Linked DNA regions of Homo sapiens: region 2 is linked to region 1. Evidence: chromatin loops called from intact Hi-C (ENCODE). Cell type or tissue: mammary epithelial cell. All regions are shown on one strand. Each heading gives the region's core, and the rest is flanking DNA. Links, peaks and the distances in the headings are about the cores only. Region 1 overlaps LINC01675 (long intergenic non-protein coding RNA 1675). Region 2 overlaps FAM78B (family with sequence similarity 78 member B).

What was found. A loop is a pair of places that touch in the nucleus more often than their neighbours do. Peaks named below come from ENCODE experiments on the same cell type or tissue, not always from the same donor. Only the 100,000 strongest peaks of a DNase experiment are listed, where the experiment ranks them.
Region 2: a loop joins it to region 1, with 14 times the contacts of the local background. A loop is called at or near these places in 9 of 110 quality-filtered maps.

The regions. Positions count from the first base shown.
Region 1 is chr1:166,474,141-166,482,481 of GRCh38, reverse strand. It overlaps LINC01675 (long intergenic non-protein coding RNA 1675), which reads left to right. Exons shown (of 3, transcript NR_146890.1): 2 at 5,513-5,601; 3 at 6,278-6,710. It also overlaps the pseudogene FMO7P. Among named protein-coding and RNA genes, the nearest start is that of LINC01675, 12 kb to the left of the region's middle. In mammary epithelial cell, for the core only: a CTCF peak has its summit at 3,246 (motif pointing right); no DNase peak of the experiment used is centred there.
Region 2 is chr1:166,130,222-166,138,562 of GRCh38, reverse strand. All of the region lies in intron 1 of FAM78B (family with sequence similarity 78 member B), which reads left to right. Among named protein-coding and RNA genes, the nearest start is that of MIR921, 20 kb to the left of the region's middle. RefSeq lists an enhancer at 452-621. In mammary epithelial cell, for the core only: a CTCF peak has its summit at 5,119 (motif pointing left); no DNase peak of the experiment used is centred there.

The sequences.
Region 1 (8,341 bases), core at 228-8,227:
CTATCTAAAATCTGACTTATGGATTTGACCACACACCCCTAAGCCCATAAATTCAGTAATTGCCTGTGGTGAAGGACCCTACTTTTCCCTGTGGCCTCTATTCTCTGGACCATGTCAGCCATCCTCTCCATGGAGGACCGGACTGTGTTCAGTCCTATGAAGGCAAACACAGGATAAGGAAAGGTTTAGGAAAGGCCAAGGAGTATAGTTCCAGGAAAGTAAAAGCGTGGGAGTGCGAGTTCTGAGCTTCTCCAAAGCTAATTGAAAGGACCTAAAAGAAGAGTTCTAGAAAGAAAATGAAGACCTGACTTTTTTCTTTCCCTGTTAGCAATATAAATGGGAGTTTTTATTCCTATATTTTTAAAGAGAATTGCTGAGAATGGCATGTTTTTCCTTCTCTGGCTCCTCAATTACTGTCTGTTCCACAAAATAGATAAAAAGAAAAAGAATGAAGGAGAAATCTCATCCCCAAAATAATTTTAGTACAAGTTCTAAATGGAACCCAGGGCCCTGGAGTGATGCTGATGCTGGCGGCTGATTCTGGACTATCCTGGTTTTGTGCTGTGGGAGAGCCCAGAAAGTGTGTACCAGGATGGGGGATTCTCTCAGTTTTGTAAAAATTGTTATGAATGAGTTTCCCACCCTTGATAACAATTTTTTAGGCTTTTCGGGCCTTTCTAAATTCTCCAAAAATAATTTTAAAAAAGGAAGATGTGTCCCTGTTATTGCCTTTAAGCTAAATAAAATTTATCTGGATAAAAAAATTATTTTAAACAAAGTTAGTGAACAGTAATTTCGGTTGTAATTGACCCATTCTTTCATTTAAACTGACTCAATTTTAATGCTCCTTTGGTTCAAGGTGGCTGGCTGTAGCAAAAAGGAAGCCACAAGAATTCATTCCTTTTAACTGTGTTACCTTTTAACACTCAGGTGGCCCAGAGAGTTTGGAATTTCCTTGTTGGCATTACAGCTCCCGATGGCTGCATTAACAACAACAACCAAAGTCACTTTTTCCACATGAAGTGGGAATACCTAATTGTATAGGAATATCTGGTTATCAGTGATATTCACAGAATCTTCAAAGAAAGGAAATGAGAAGGTGTGTTATTTGGCAAAGATGACATCAACATTCTCCACAGTGCTACGGTGTTAAAAAGTGGCAGCTATTTCCGTGAATTCTTTCACATTGGGTTTGATCATTATTCTGACAGAAATGGATGTTTTGGGAAGGTTGTCGCTAAGCTCTCACTGTCATTGAGAGTTGAGAAATCTTCAAAACTGGGGAAGATGGCTCATATTAGTATTTGTCTCACTTCATTTACTTATCCATTTATTCATTCTGGAAAATGTTATTGAATACTCTTTTTTCCCCTTCTGTTTCTACAGATGTATTAAAAAATGGTCTCTAGGAAAGATTTGGACTCCAGGGTTCTCCTTTTCCTCCTCCTTTCCTCTTCCTTCACTCTCCCTATATGAGGTTGATCTCATACTAAGAAAAGTAAAAAGCCAGGAAGGCAAAGCTCTGGTCTTCCACTGGAAACATCTTCACCTGTCTTTCCACGGTAGGGCCTTAAGCACAGCCTGTCTACACTAGCACAAGACAGAGGCACCTATAAAAGCTGGCTCTGGGGACTCATTCTCAGCTCTGATCTAGCATTTATCACAACCCCTGGTTCTCTTTGTTCTGAGATATTTAGCTGAATTTCACATAGTGGTGATGATTGGCACACAATCATATAGCATATAGCAAAGTCTCATTTGTCTGGCACTGTCATATTATCAGGATGTTGAGGAAACTTACATTTATACAGTTAAGAAAATACTTCTTTTACAATTTCTTTACTTTTTCACTTTGTTTTGATTAAAATATTTCTAAAATTGATTAAGCTCTTGTCTCATTTCTTAAACAGTGTGCAACGAACATAACTTAACCTTTTTTATTGCTTATTCTGATCATTAAGCACCTTAATTACTGCTCAAATGCTATAATGCAGTTTTAATGACTCCTCCCTGTGTTGTTCATTATTATAGCTCTTGTCACTGAATCTGCAGCCAGCAGTATTTCCCTTCTCACTTGTGGTTCTGGCCTGTCAAACCAGACAACCCATGGTTAGAATTATCTGTAAAGTAAGGGCCAATAAATACTGAGTGGTGGCGGGTGCCTGTAGTCCCAGCTACTCGGGAGGCTGAGGCAGGAGAATGGCGTGAACCCGGGAGGCGGAGCTTGCAGTGAGCGGAGCTGAGATCACGCCACTGCACTCCAGCCTGGGCAACAGAGAGACTCCGTCTCAAAAAAAAAAGACTTGGAAAACTAACACTTTACAATCTTTGGTGGTGTGACTATGTACTTTTCCTGCTAATCTATAGGCTTCACAAGATCAAGTACTTTGTCCTTTACCTATCTAAACCCCAGCAGTGCCTGGTGCTCCTGGGCTCTCTCACCTTCTTGATCTTCTAAACTCTGCCAGTCTTCAGTCCTTAATTAGCATAACCATTTCCAAGCTGGGGATCCTAAATCTTAAATTTGCAAAGGGCTGGGATCAGCTTCCCTCACTTTTACTTCTCAATTCACTCTCTAGTATCCTCATCCAATTTCATGCTTAAGCAATTTGCTTCTGTGTGAATGAACCCTAAATAAATATCTCTACACAAACCATTTAAATTAATCCCTATGCATTTCCTTTGTCAAGTCAGTGATCATTGCTTACATCTGTAAAAAGAAAAAAAAAGTTGATTATTTCTTTTATTCTTAGGTTGAAATGTAAGCAAATCTTCTAGGAAGGAGATGTCGATTTTAGTACGAGCCTTTTAAGTAATTTCCTGCCTTCCTTTACACTAACTATTAATGTCTTGGACCCTCAGTTTTCTTGGCTGTAAAATATGGGGGTTGAACTAAATAATTTCTTCAGCAATGCCAAGCTTTAAGATGCTATAATATTTTATTGATTACAGGAATTTAACCTCATTTAATTGGCTCAAAGAACTACTATCAGAATTTCTTTAAAATAATATTGTTTTATTTGTCGTATTTTTCAGACTTTTTTTGCTCTTTACATTGGATATTTTTAGTGATAAAATATTTTACACATGCAAAAAAGTAAAGAGAATCATACAACAGACACTTGTATCATGTATGATAATGTACCTGGCACACAGTAGGTGAATAATAAGTACTCTTGAAAGAATGATCTGGACCATCAGAGATAACTACAGTTGCTATAAAATAGCTGTGATTTTCCCAGAATGGCCAGCAGAGGGCGGACTTGCACATTGACAAAACTGACCCTTGGTTTAGGTAAATTACCTTGGTGTCTTAGCTCCCCTGGTACAAATTAATTATTGTGAAATTGTTTAGCACATAGCCAACAGCTGATCTATCTACCCCTTGTTAACCACATTAAATGAACACAACTACTGTTCACAGATTGTTCAGAGACTTCAAAGTCAGTGCATTGTCAAATAACAGTTTGGAAAATTTGCAGTATTTAAACCGCCTATCTAGATCACTCTAAATCTCCCCAAATCTTCTTTGCCAGTTGTAGCTATATTTCTAAACCTTGTCATTAGGAGTAGCAGAGTGATGGTCTGAATTAATTATCAAAGTTGCTGAATATTTTGTTTCACTAGTTAAGTATTGTAATCTCACTCTCGATCTGTTAACAAAATATATATAACCCCCTCACCCCCCCGCCACACACATGCATATCCATTCTTTATGCCCAGAGGAAGCCACTGTTAACGGTTACTTGAATCTTTTTTGAAATTGCATATGCACATATAACCATAGATATATAGGTTTTTTTTTTTTTAACCATAAATGGGATCACAAATGCCTGGAGTCCTATAATGTAATTTTTTTTAATAACCATGTAATCATCTACAATATATCTGTGTTAACTAGTAGAGATCTTGGCAGAGAGCAAACGACCTGAATATTTCTGATCTGATTACTGGGAATCCATTTGGCCCAGCCAACACACTTAATCCTTTGTTGTCTCTTGTGTGTAGATAAGGTGTTTTCAGTGGGAAGCCATAAAAATAACCCCTGAATCTTGGTTATCCTATACTTTGTGCCTCTCCATGCAGGTGGAGGATTACCACAACAACAAGATGCAGCTGTAAGAAAATAGGCTTGCTTTGCAGTGTGGCTGAGCACCACAGCCAGATCAGAGCCAGAATTTCCAATGCCAGTCATGAGGATTCTGTTTCCCATAAATCCCTCTAAATTTTATATTTCTCACTGTGGAAATATTTGCCTTTGAATTTCTCAATCTCTATTTAAGGAAAATAAATGGAAAATAATTGTTTAGATTCAAGAAATGCAAAGGTTACTTTAGCTTTTGCATTGCATTTGTGCAGTCTAACAGTAAACCCATTTTATAACTAGAATTTATATATAGTACCATGTTCAACTTCTTTTACTACTGGTCCTTCTGTGTCAGAGATCCATAATCCGTGGGCCATGGACTGGTACTGGTCTGTGGCCTGTTAGGAACTGGGCTGCACAGCAGGAGGTGAGCGGTGGACTAGCAAGCAAAGCTTCATCTGTATTTGCAGCCACTGCCCATTGCTTGCATTACTGCCTGAGTTTTGCCTCCTGTCAGATCAGTGGTGGCATTGGATTCTCACAGGAGTGCAAACGCTATTGTGGACTGCACATGTGAAGGATCTAGGTTGCATGCTCCTTATGAGAATCTAATATCTAATGATCTGTTACTGTCTCCTATCCCTTGAGATGGGACCATCTAGTTTCAGGAAAACAAGCTCAGGGCTCCCACTGATTCTACATGATGGTGAATTGGATAATCATTTCATTATATATTACAATGTAATAATAATAGAAATAGAGTGCACAATAAGTGTAATGCATTTGAATCTTCCCCAAATCATCCCCACCCCACCCCACTCTGTGGAAAAATTGTCTTCCACAAAACTCTTCCCTGGTGCCAAAAAGATTGGAGACCACTGCTCTATGTTACACCAACATTAACTGATACTAACAGAAATCTTATTTACCATAGTAAACACATGAAGTTATTTTATATACATTTTCACAGAGCAAGTTCATTTTGGTAATACCCAAATCCATACAGCATACTATGTTTTTTCTATCATTATCATCATGGACTCTCAAAATTGGAAAATGAGTCCATCTGGTCCAATTTTACATCATATATTAGCAGAGACTTGCTATGCAAAATTAACCCACAGACCGGCAGTAGCAGCAGCAGCAGCACCAGAGAACTTAGGCAAAGGCAAATTCAATTCAGAGGACCCACTCCACACATGTTGAATTGGAATTTTGGGGAGTTGGAACTAATAATCTGATTTAACAAGGACTTTGGGTGATTCTTGCCATACTAAAGTTTGAGAACCATTGATCTATAAACTCCTCATTAATGATCATTAGTTTCTGCTTAAATATTTCCTTAATTAGGAAATCTACTACTTCACAAGGCAGACCGTTTCATTTTAGATCATTACTTCTTGTTGGAAATCCCTTCTTATTTAGATCCAAGTCGACCTTCCTGGAGCCTCTATCCACTACTTGTTTTGCTCAACAAGAACACACATCGTGTTGACTCCATCTTTTATATGATGGTGAGTTGTGGTCAAACACAGCTATCCTGCTCCTCTTCCTCCCTCCGTGAGTGTCCTCCTCCCCCAGTGAATGTCCCTCTCAGGTTAAATAACTTTAGTGGTTTTTAAATGTTCACCAAGCTGCATTTATCTCTTTAATATTCTTATTGTTCTCCTTTAATGAAGTTCCCTTTTGTCACCATTCCTTCAAAGTGAAACACTTCAAAGAGTACAATAAAAAATAAATAAATAAATTTTTAAAAATAAATTTAAAATGAGAACAGAACATAATCCTTTAAGTGTAGTCTGACAACACTTAGAGGGGGGTAAAACAGATAGATACCTTTGTTGAAAAGTAAGTGCTATTTTTGGTTTGGGCTTGGACATTCTGATTCTAACAGGCTTTTTCCTTTATAAAACTGAAATCTCTACAGAAGTCAGGTTTTCTTCTAAAAGGGGTTATTTATTTGGGTTAGTGACTTATTGTTTGACATTGTCAAGATAATTTTAAATTTGTTTTACTTAACCACAGACTGTTATAAAGGAGAGGCATTTCCTTTGCTTTGCATAAATCATCCCTCCACCATTAGGATTCCCCAAGATAGGAAAGTTACATACCTAGGTAAATGAGGGTCAGTCTGATGACCACTGCAGCCCATAACTGTGCCAGAGACAGATGACCTTTGCTTCCCCTCAGCCTCACCACAATGTTCCATTGGCCAGTGCAAGAGAAACCAGGATGCTTCCTCATACTGCACATCTTTATCTGAGAACCAAAGGACAAATATGGGTGTCACATGCCAGCTCCTTCTACCTCCTTCTGAAACCAGAGGACTGGATTGGAACCAACAGAGATCATGCTGTTTACTTCACAGATTTCAAGAAAAGTGAATTCTGAGTAATCATTTTTTTTTAGATCTTCCTATGTGTAAAAATCTTTGGTGAGATTTACCATCTCATTTAAAGTTCTTTCACAATTTTTGTGAAAATTGAGTGATGTGTAATAAATAAGTTATTTTTTTTCTTTATAGCTGATGCTTGACCTTTTTTCCCTTGGTAATATAGCTTACGAAGCAGATATATATGCCAATACACCCTTGATTTTAAGTCTTTCAAATAGAAGAACATAGGGATAAACTGACACATGAGAGATGGATAAATGTACGGACACATACATGTTCAACAGTTGTTGTTTTGGGGATTATGCCACAGAGTCATCAAATGCTGTCTAACACTAAATTAGATTTTCCTGTGAGGTTGTAAGCAACCTGTTGTGGGAAGTAATCAAGCAGGGACTAGATATCCATCTATCAGAAAAAATGAATTTCTAGAGAGATATGGCATAGCCTTTCCAAATTTAAGGTTCCATGAGTGTAGAGAAATGAGGATAATGACTGTTAATGGTTAGTGTTTACCTTAGGAAAGCCACCAATCTAAGTATTCTATCTGCACTAACTCATTTAATCCAGAAAGAGATGGCTCCGAAAAGGGAATTTTAACAATACTCTGCCTTTCTGCAAAGAAAATGCCAAGTGAGAAAGTTGTATTGTTGATATACACACATATTCACAAAAGACCGCTATATAGGGAATAAGCTTTTGCAAATAAACACACTATTGCCTCTAAATCAGTGAGCAGTATTTCTAAACCAGGAGATTTAATCTTCTGAAATTTCATGAAAAATATTGTATTTATGTGCCCATTTCTGGAGAAAGGTGACAATTGCCCTCATCAGCTTTGCGCTCAAAGGTCAAAATAATAATAATTATAAAAAACTTTAAAGCTTACCCAGAAACAGATGTATTTCACAAGGTCAATGTATTATATATTTCAAAATAACTAAAGAATATGATTTTAAATGTTCTCACCACAAAGAAATGATAAATATTTGAGGTGATAGACACACTTATTCGCCTGATTTGATCATTCCACAATTTATGAGTGTATTGAAACATCATATTGTGACCCAAATATGTATAGAATAATTGTTTATCAATTCAAAATAAAACTGTTTTTAAAAGTGCTTGGCATATATCCTCAAATGCTGCAGGAGCTATGGGTTTTACATGTTATTTGGAAAGTGATGGAGTATGAGAAGTCACTGAAGCAGGTCATTTACTTCTAAGTGTTGATGGTCAAAGATTGGTAGATGCTGGGCTTTCCTTCTTCTGTCTGCCCATGTACTTGGCCTAGCTTCACTATTTGGGACTTGCATTCTCTGAACAAGTGACTGTTCTTCAGTGAGCTGTCAGGAAAATGGGGTTGCAGTAATACTGGCTCTATCTACTTTTTGTAAGGACCACATTGAAAGTAAAAAGCTTAGTAAAATGCTAGGAAGACAGCTAAGCATTGAACAAATATGATTCCTTTGGGGATTTATCTATGTACAATTTCAAAAATAGAGGCAATATGAGCAAGTTCAGAGGCAAAGCACAGAATAGCTTGGCATCTAACTAGAAGCACTTCCTGTAACCTGCTGCCATATTTCAAGGTGCCCACCCACCCATGCTTCCTTCTGGGGAATTCCTGTACAGATCCCCTAGTGTCCTAAGCAGCTGTGCTCTGGCCAGTGCATTTTTTTCCCAGCTCTTGTCTCAGCTGAGTACTGGTGGTGAGCTCCTGATATGGTTTGGCTGTGTCCCCACCAAAATCTCATCATGAATTCCCACATGTCGTGGAAGGGACTTGGTGGGAGGTAATTGAATCATGGGGGCAGATCTTCCCGTACTGTTCTCTTGATAGTGAATAAGTTTCATGAGAT
Region 2 (8,341 bases), core at 124-8,123, 340 kb after region 1:
AAGATGTGTGATCTCTTTATTCTAACACCACTAAGCCAAATCATGACCTCCTCTCAATGGTAACTGTCACTCTAAAAAGAGAGATAAGGTAGATGCAGTGGGCTGTTCTTATGAAAAGGCACCTAAAAAATAGTACTTTAGAAACATGCATTGTGGTGGGGGTCTGGGTGGAGGGGTTGCTTTTTCTTGAGATCCCTGTGATATTGAGGATGAAGAAAGAGAAACACAGGGGGTGGGCAACTTCCTTGAAGGACCAGAGAGAGTGAGTCATGAGGAAGAGAAGGAGGAGACAGAGAACAGGAGAGTTGGGGATGAAGCCTTTGATGAGGGGAGTGAGGAGGGGCAGAAGTAGGAGACAGACATGAGGAAACCACCAACTGAAGTCCCAGAAACCCAGCCTCCGTCCCCTCTAGGTCCTACTGCCGTCATCCTCTTTCTGTAAAGGTGAGAGTCTAGGTGCAGTGTCCCAGGTTCCAAACACAAGTTCATACTCATTGACTAGTGGGATGCCCACTGTGAGAGCAGGAAGGAGGGCTAGAGAGATCTAAGAGGGCAGAAGCCCTGCCCTGCCAGTATTTTTTGCCTCCAGCCACCTGCTCTGTTCTGAGACATGCCTGAGACCAGCTGCCTACAGGGGGACCAGGGTCTGTTTCTGCTGTTAACCTTGGTTCCCTCCTGCATTCCTGCATGTGGGGATGTAGACAGGAAGCCTGCAGGTATGGAGCAATTGAAGCAGAGTCTAGATAGAGCCCAGACTCCTTACTTCCCATAGTACTATTCTGCATTTTGTAGTGCTGCTTATGCTTTTCAGTGTTTCCACATCTATTTACTAATAACATCATAGTACAACAGCAAGAACATGGCCTCAGAACTCAAAGTTCTGGAATTCTAATATTTTATTTGATTGTCAGTATTTCTGTGAGATAGATAAAATAGGAATTATTTCCTCTGATCTGCAGGTGAGGAAACTCAGTCACAGGGAGCACATTTATCCATACTTGTGGAGCTATAGTATAACTAGTATTAGGACAAGGATAGCCAACATAGTTAAAAAAAAAAAAAGTACTGGACTTACAGTCAAGAATCCTGGGTTCACATATCAGCTACTGTCCTGCTATGTAACTTAGAATACATCTGTTTTCTGATGCTTAATTTTATTATCTATAAAATAAATAGGTTGGACTAGAAAAAGAAAATATGGCGGATGGTGGACATCTTTAGTCCTTTCAGTCCTTTGCATGCCTGTGGCAGACATGGCTAATTGATCATAGCTCACTGTCCTGCTGAGCCAGATGCAGCCCAGAGTCCTCAGTACAGGGCTCCTGGGAGCCAGCAACCACTGCTGAAAATCAGGGTTAGCACATAAAAGGAAATTGCTTGCCATTCCTCAACTAGCTCTCCAAGTTTTTTTCCAGTCTAGCATTCTGGGCATAGAAAACTGGTCTCCTCCCTTCCAACCTCATGCTCTCTACATCACGTCATCCTGGAACACTCCTTTTCTATAGATCTGTAGGAAAAGTAAAGGACTAAAATAAGATCTAGGTTCAGGCCCCTTCTCTTTCCATTAGGAGCTTAGTATCCTCACAGAATGTAATAACACCTACCTCACATGATAGTTATGAGCCATACGAGTGCATTCAGTTAGCAGACGTCAGTGCTTGACAACTGTGTGCCAGGCATTATGCTAACACACAGCAACTTGAGCTCCCCATCAGGCATCTTCTAGACCCTCTTCCCTCTCAGGAACTGAGCAGGAGCCTAGACTATTGACCATCCAGGCAAGCTGTGTTGCTGCAACTGCTCTAAATCAGAGTCACCGGCCCAGTTAGGGGCAAGGTAGCCTGGAGCCTCAGGTAGAGGTGGATTTTTTCATCTCATAACGTTGCCTTCCAGGAGTTCATTGCTTTTTCTTTTTGGTAGATCATCCTGTTTCCATTTACTTGTTCATCTGCTCTTTGGTGCCTTTATTTTTTTGCCATTACTTATCGGTAAAGTTATGCTGTTGTAAAGAGGGGAAGAGGAAGGGGTCCTGGTTCATAATAACACTGGAATGAGAGTTGGCAGAGACAGCAGCAGCTGTGAGGGCAGAGAGATAAGGCATCTGGAGATGGCTGCTCTGTTACCTACGTCACTGATCCGCTCATGGGGGCCAGCACACAGCTAGAAGTCAGCTTCCCCAACCCTCACACCCTGTCCCTGCAGGCTCAGGCTTTCCATCACCCAGGCTCTGTGAAGATTAGTGTGTCATCTTTAAAGCACTTGGCACTTCTTGGAAAAAGCCATGCTGTGAATTCAGGCATGGCTAAAAGATTGAACTCTTATTAAATCTCTGACACCCTCCATGCATCAGAATTCATACAGTCTTGTTCTGTTACATCCTCAGTGTCCTTTGCTAGTTCCCAGCTGGTCCCACAGACAAGCAAATTACTGGCAGGTTTGTTTAAGACACTGTACTTAGCCCACCTAGAATACTCATGAGTGACAAGTCCCCTTTAAAAGAACTGTTTGAAAAAAGTTAGCATTGAGGCTTGCAATGTTCCTTCTGCTTCATGTTGAGAATGCAGGAACCCCTGGGGATATTCTAGGTCTTAGGAGACTAGATCTCTTGTTAATATGTCAAAAACCAACTTCTGGAAAATAAGTCTGGTCTGTACTGATTCTAAAATACCTTGGATTGTTAACTTTTGCACCATCTTTGCAGAACACACACAGAATGTGACTATTCAGAGGAAGAAAAATTCTTTCGGCATAGACCTCCCTTCCGTAGTTGACAAAGTCATGGTGTTGAGTTAAAAGTGCTATGGCTGCTCCTGTGTTGTTTGGGGCAGGTAGTCCAGAACCCTGAGACCATGGTGGAAACAGCTCCATTTGGAATTCTCTCTAGTTTGGTTCTTTCTCCTTTTCCCCACCTGCAAAAGAATACTCAGAGTGCTATCTATCTATGTCCTTTCTTTGAATCTTTAAGGAGAATGTCTTCACCCAACATGTCTCATGCTACTGGACTGAGTAGAAGAGCAATGGAATCTTGTTACTTATTGCTAGTGAAACAGACAAGGAGCAATACATGATACACGCTTTCATTGTAAATCCTGATGTGGAAGGATTCAGGTAGTGCGATGTGAATCATCATCAGGATGATGCTTCCTGCTATGCCATCTCCCAGCTTTAGCTTTAGATGCTGGAGTTGGTTAACCATTACCAATGTACCCTTTGTCCAAAGAGGAATTGTTCTCAGAGTTTTGGACTTTGAAAACAAAAGAATGTGCTTTCAAGATGTCATTGCTGTTATACTTTATAGTTTATACATTCCTGCCCACTGGTCTTGCTTTTTTTCACTTTTTCTTCTGAGGCAGTTATAAGCCGTGTTGATACAGCTGTTTAGAGAAAATTCCTATGGAAGTAGTTCTAGCTGGAAGTCATCTGGGGAAAATTAACCTCTGTAGGTGGACTGAACTTTTTCAGGGAACGTGTAGGGACCTCACAATTGACCTAATTAATGTGTTTGCATAGTAACATACCTGTTTTCATTGTACATTTAATTAGCTTCTTTAAAAATAATTCTTCAGGTGAAAGATGTTAAAGGCTTCTCATCCTGCCCTGCTGAGCAGAGCCAAAGAGCTTGATAGTTTTAGGACAAATAAAAGGAAGCAGTACTTTACGCTGTAGGTAGTAAATGTGTGAAAATCATTACTCCTAGAAACAGTATGTGTTGAAATTATCAATAGATTCTAGACACGAACCTTTAGAGAGCATCATGGATGACAGATATAAATTGAGTTATTAAAGGGACATTAGAGAGCATTTTCTAATCGTTTTAAGTTATCGTTACGAATGGATCCCCCATATTCTCCGGTGAGCCTTGTGACACCACAATCAGGAACAGAATGTTAGGTGGATGAATGCTGGTCTGACCTACTGAGGTATTATTAAATTCATATGCTCCAGTCAAAATTTTTAAGCCAGTTTAACCTTTTTACCTATTTATGCTCCAGTCTTTTTAGGTCAGTTTAACCTTATACTTATTATTATTATTATTATTATTATTACTACTTTAATGTTCTGGTGTCTTTCAAATGGCCACTTCTTCAGAACTCTCTCAAATGATTTGGAAAAGCTAGGGGGTACTCAGCCCAACCATAAGATGGGAAACCTGAGCTGCAGTCCTGCCTCTGCCACTAGCTAGTTGCTTGACTAGGGGCAACACTGCACTTCTGCTTCATTTTTCTGCAAAGAAAGGGAGTTGGATTAAATGCCTTCCAAGGCCCCATTGGCAGCAAAATACTGTGGATCAGTAAATAAATATTATATGCACACTCATTCAGGGAGTCCCTAGAATAAAAGAATAGTGGGGTCGGGGGTGGGATGGGGGACTGCTTTGCCTTATTTTCCAAAAAGGATAAAGTAGAGCATTTCTCCCTTCTGACAGGAGAAACTGAATGTTGTAGGGACAGTGCAGAAAAACCCCTGACAGCATGGGGAAACCCCCCAAACTTTCTTTTCTCTGAACCTGAGGAGGGAGGTAGTGGGGAGAACATACGGTGGGAGTTAGGCAGGTCTGGGCTCAGTCACTCACTGACTCTCAGTCTCCCGTTGGTAAAATGGAGGTAAGTACATGTAACCTTTGGGGTGATGAGGATGAAATGAGACAAGTGGCATGAAGTTATCTCACTTAGTTCCTCGTATAAAGTAAGGGCTCAATAAATAATAATGTTTAGAGAAAGGAGATGGGAGTTCCAAAACACGGCAATTATAATGGTAAGCACCTCGCGAGTGGCCATCAGAGAAGGAGAAGCCAGTGCAATTGAAGCAGACGGCCTGAGAAAGGCCGTAGCCTGAAGCCCACAGGTGTGCAAAGACCTGCTCTAATTAATTAGGCATAAGATTAGCACTGGAATACATTTCTAACCACCAAAAATCAGATTCACTATTTCACATTATATTTACGGTTCTTTTTTTTTTTTAAGATTGCTCAACTTTACAGATTAATATTATTTAAAAGTTGCAAATATTTTAATAAATCATTGAAATTAACAGTTACACATTTGTGGGATTTGCAGAAAGATCCCCACATGAAGCAAAGACATCTTGTGTTTTGTTTCATATCGCTGTCACCTGCTGGCAGAATATGCAAATTGCAGGTTTGGTTTTGTCTAAGAAATTCTACCTCTAACATACATCTGTCTTTAGGAAAATGTAACTCTAAACCTAAAGTTACACAATAACAGGTATCCTCTCTTCTCCTGAGAATTCCCATAACCAGCTCTTGAGGAAGACCAGAGTGGACCTTGTGAGGAGTTTCCGGTACTACCATGAAGCTGCTAGGTCAGGATATGCAGCTGTGCACAGCTCAGCCCTTATTCTTCCTCCAGGAAGCCAGTAGAAAAACACTGGGGTCTAACCTCTAGCAGAAATAATGTGCTCAAAGAGAAAAGCAGGGCCACTCTGCTATTCTCAGAGTCAGCAATCTCCTTGCCCTGCCAAGATCCTACCAGTTTAATGAACAACTCATACCTTTCCTCGTTGTTGAAAGCTCCAATTCCTCAACAAAGTCTCAGTGCTGCTGATAACCTTAGATCAGCCCCAGAGATTGTTCTCATATCCCAGAGGGCATAAATATGGCAGTTACACCCCTACAAACTGCCCTTATCATTTTAATCATGGTTCATCTTGAGAAACCAGCAGATACTATGAAGCAGTTTTGTCACACTCATAAGCTGGTACTGTAACTCAAGTCACTGTTTATCTAACAATATGGGGCATAAAATAACAAAGTTGGCCTTTCTGGTACACTTAGCTGATGTAGTATTATCTTTGTAGTGGTTTCCTCACAGAAAACAACTAGAAGCAAGTGGCTTTTGAACTTGGTGACTTCATCCTAACATGAAAATTTTTGTCTAATTAGGTGGAATGATTTGGCAAAAGAGAGCAATACTTAGGTGGAGATTCATTCATTGGGAGGATGGAGGGAATCTCCCACTGCTGTACAAGAAGGGAGATGGCATATGGTAAAGCCCTTTGTCATAATGGTTGACATTCACAAGCCACTTACTTTGCACACACCTGGGTTTTTTTGCACTTCACAAACATCTCACTTAATCCTCAACAATTACCCAATAAAGGTAAGCAGTAATATTATCCCCATTTTGCAGATAAGGAAACTGCAAAATAAAAATTACATGACTTTCCCAGGATCACACCGTTAAATCGCAAGCTAGATTTTGCTAGTCAAGTCCAGTGTGTCATGTTCTTCACACCGCGAGGGTTAGGGGAGAGGGGAGATTTGGAACCACTCTTCTGGGTAGCAAAGAGAGGACAGAAAAACCAAAACATATCCTTTCAGCTATTATGTGAACTGCTTAATTCTGGTGTTACACAATAGTAATGATAGGACATCACTAAACATGTCATATTTACTTTATTTTATGATGACAGCTAATATGTTTCCAGTCTTCATAGCCTGTTGCTCTTACTGTAGAGGTATCTGCTGACAAGTTTTTAAAATTGGAGAAAATTGTGCTTAGGCCTTGCCTTTTATATGGCCTTCCTGACATTCAGCCTCAGATTGCAGCAGAAGTCTCTCTCAACTGAAGTCAACAGCTTTCATCAGAGGGAGAGCAATGCATGTACACCACTGTCACTGCAATTTAAGACCTGGGTCTTCTGCCCCCAGCTGACTATTTTCTGCCATGTGAGGGCAGGATTTTTTCAGGTTCCATCTCCCACCCCTAGACAGCCCTGCCGCTGGGGTCTTCAGTTCAGGACCTCCAACTAGTGCATAGCCACGTAACCTTACTTTTTTTCATAAAACATAGTAAAAATATGTTTACTATTTTCTTCTAAGGGACACTCAGTGTCCTGAACCCCAATGACATGGAACTTTGTGCCCTTTTAGATAGTTCTCCCCAGTCTTCTTCATATTGAGCCCAAATCAGTCAAATTTTATTCTTCATGCAGCCCAGTTCTACCCAGCAGAGCCCCCTAAGATAGGTCTTCTCACAGACACACGTACCAGGAAAACTAACGTTGCTGTTGCTTGGTCTCAGTAAAGTCACTGTCTGTTGGAGGGTTCAGCTGCCCACTACTGTGAGGTAGTTTGCTCTCCTTTAACCCCCTCTGTAACGTGGAACAGTGGAGTTGCTTTAACTCTGGAGCAGTTTTGCCTGGTGTACTGGGATGGGCCTTAGCTGCCTGCTGGGCTTCTGACATTGCCTCTCACTGTCTTACATAATTTGGAGACACTATTAAAAAGCACCTAGGGGGCTGGGCACTGTGGCTCACTCTTGTGGCTCACTCCTGTAATCCCAGTGCTTTGGGAGGCTGAGGCGGGCAGATCACTTGGGGTCAGGAGTTCCAGACCAGCCTGGCCAACATGGCGAAACCCCATCTCTACTAAAAATACAAAAATTAGCCGGGTGTGGTGGCACGCATCTGTAGTCCCAGCTACTCAGGAGGCTGAGGCAGGAGAATTGCTTAAACCTGGGAAGTGGAGGTTGCAGTGAGCCAAGATTGCACCACTGCACTCTAGCCTGGGCAACATGTTGAACAAGACTCTTGTATCAAAAAAAAAAAAAAAAAAAAAAAGCACCTGGGGAGATGCAGATACACCAAGTTATTCTACCTCCTGGGCCCGCAGCCTTGTGACATCGGCCAAGCTTAGTAATGACAGCATTCTTTGTTGGTTCTGTTTCTTCTGAGTTCTGCCACAGTGTCTGGCTGTGCAGATGTACACACAATGCAGGAGAAAGAGCACAGGTCTGGGAGTCAGGGAACCGGGGCTTAGGCCTGTATCTCCCACTTAAATAGTTGTTCTATCTTGGGCAATCCACCTCACTTGTTTGTCAGTTTTTTCAACTTGATTAATAATACTTATTTTAATTAATAAGTATTCAGGGTTTCTCAATAGCAGTACTATTGACATTTTGGCCTGGTTAGTTCTTTGTTGGAGTGGCAGCAGAGGGCTGTCCTCTGTATTGTAGGATGTTAGCAGCATACCTAGCCTCTACCCACTAAATGCCAGTAGTACCTTCCAGCTGTGACAACCAAAAGTGTTCCCAGACATAGCCAGGTGTCCTCTGAAGGGCAGAATTGTCCCCAGTTGAGAACCACTGCATTAACTCATAGGATTAGCAGGATACATTAAATAACTGTGTGAAAATATAAGACATCATGGTTGTCTTCCTCCTTCTCTGGCATTCCAGTCTTCTCTGATTGTCTATACTTACGTAGAAGCAGAAAGAAGAAACAGCATATTCTATCCACATCCCTATGTGGTCCAGCAAGTGACTTGTTACGTCCATGCTTTCACATCATGCGATTCAGGTAAGTTTGTCCTTTTCTAATG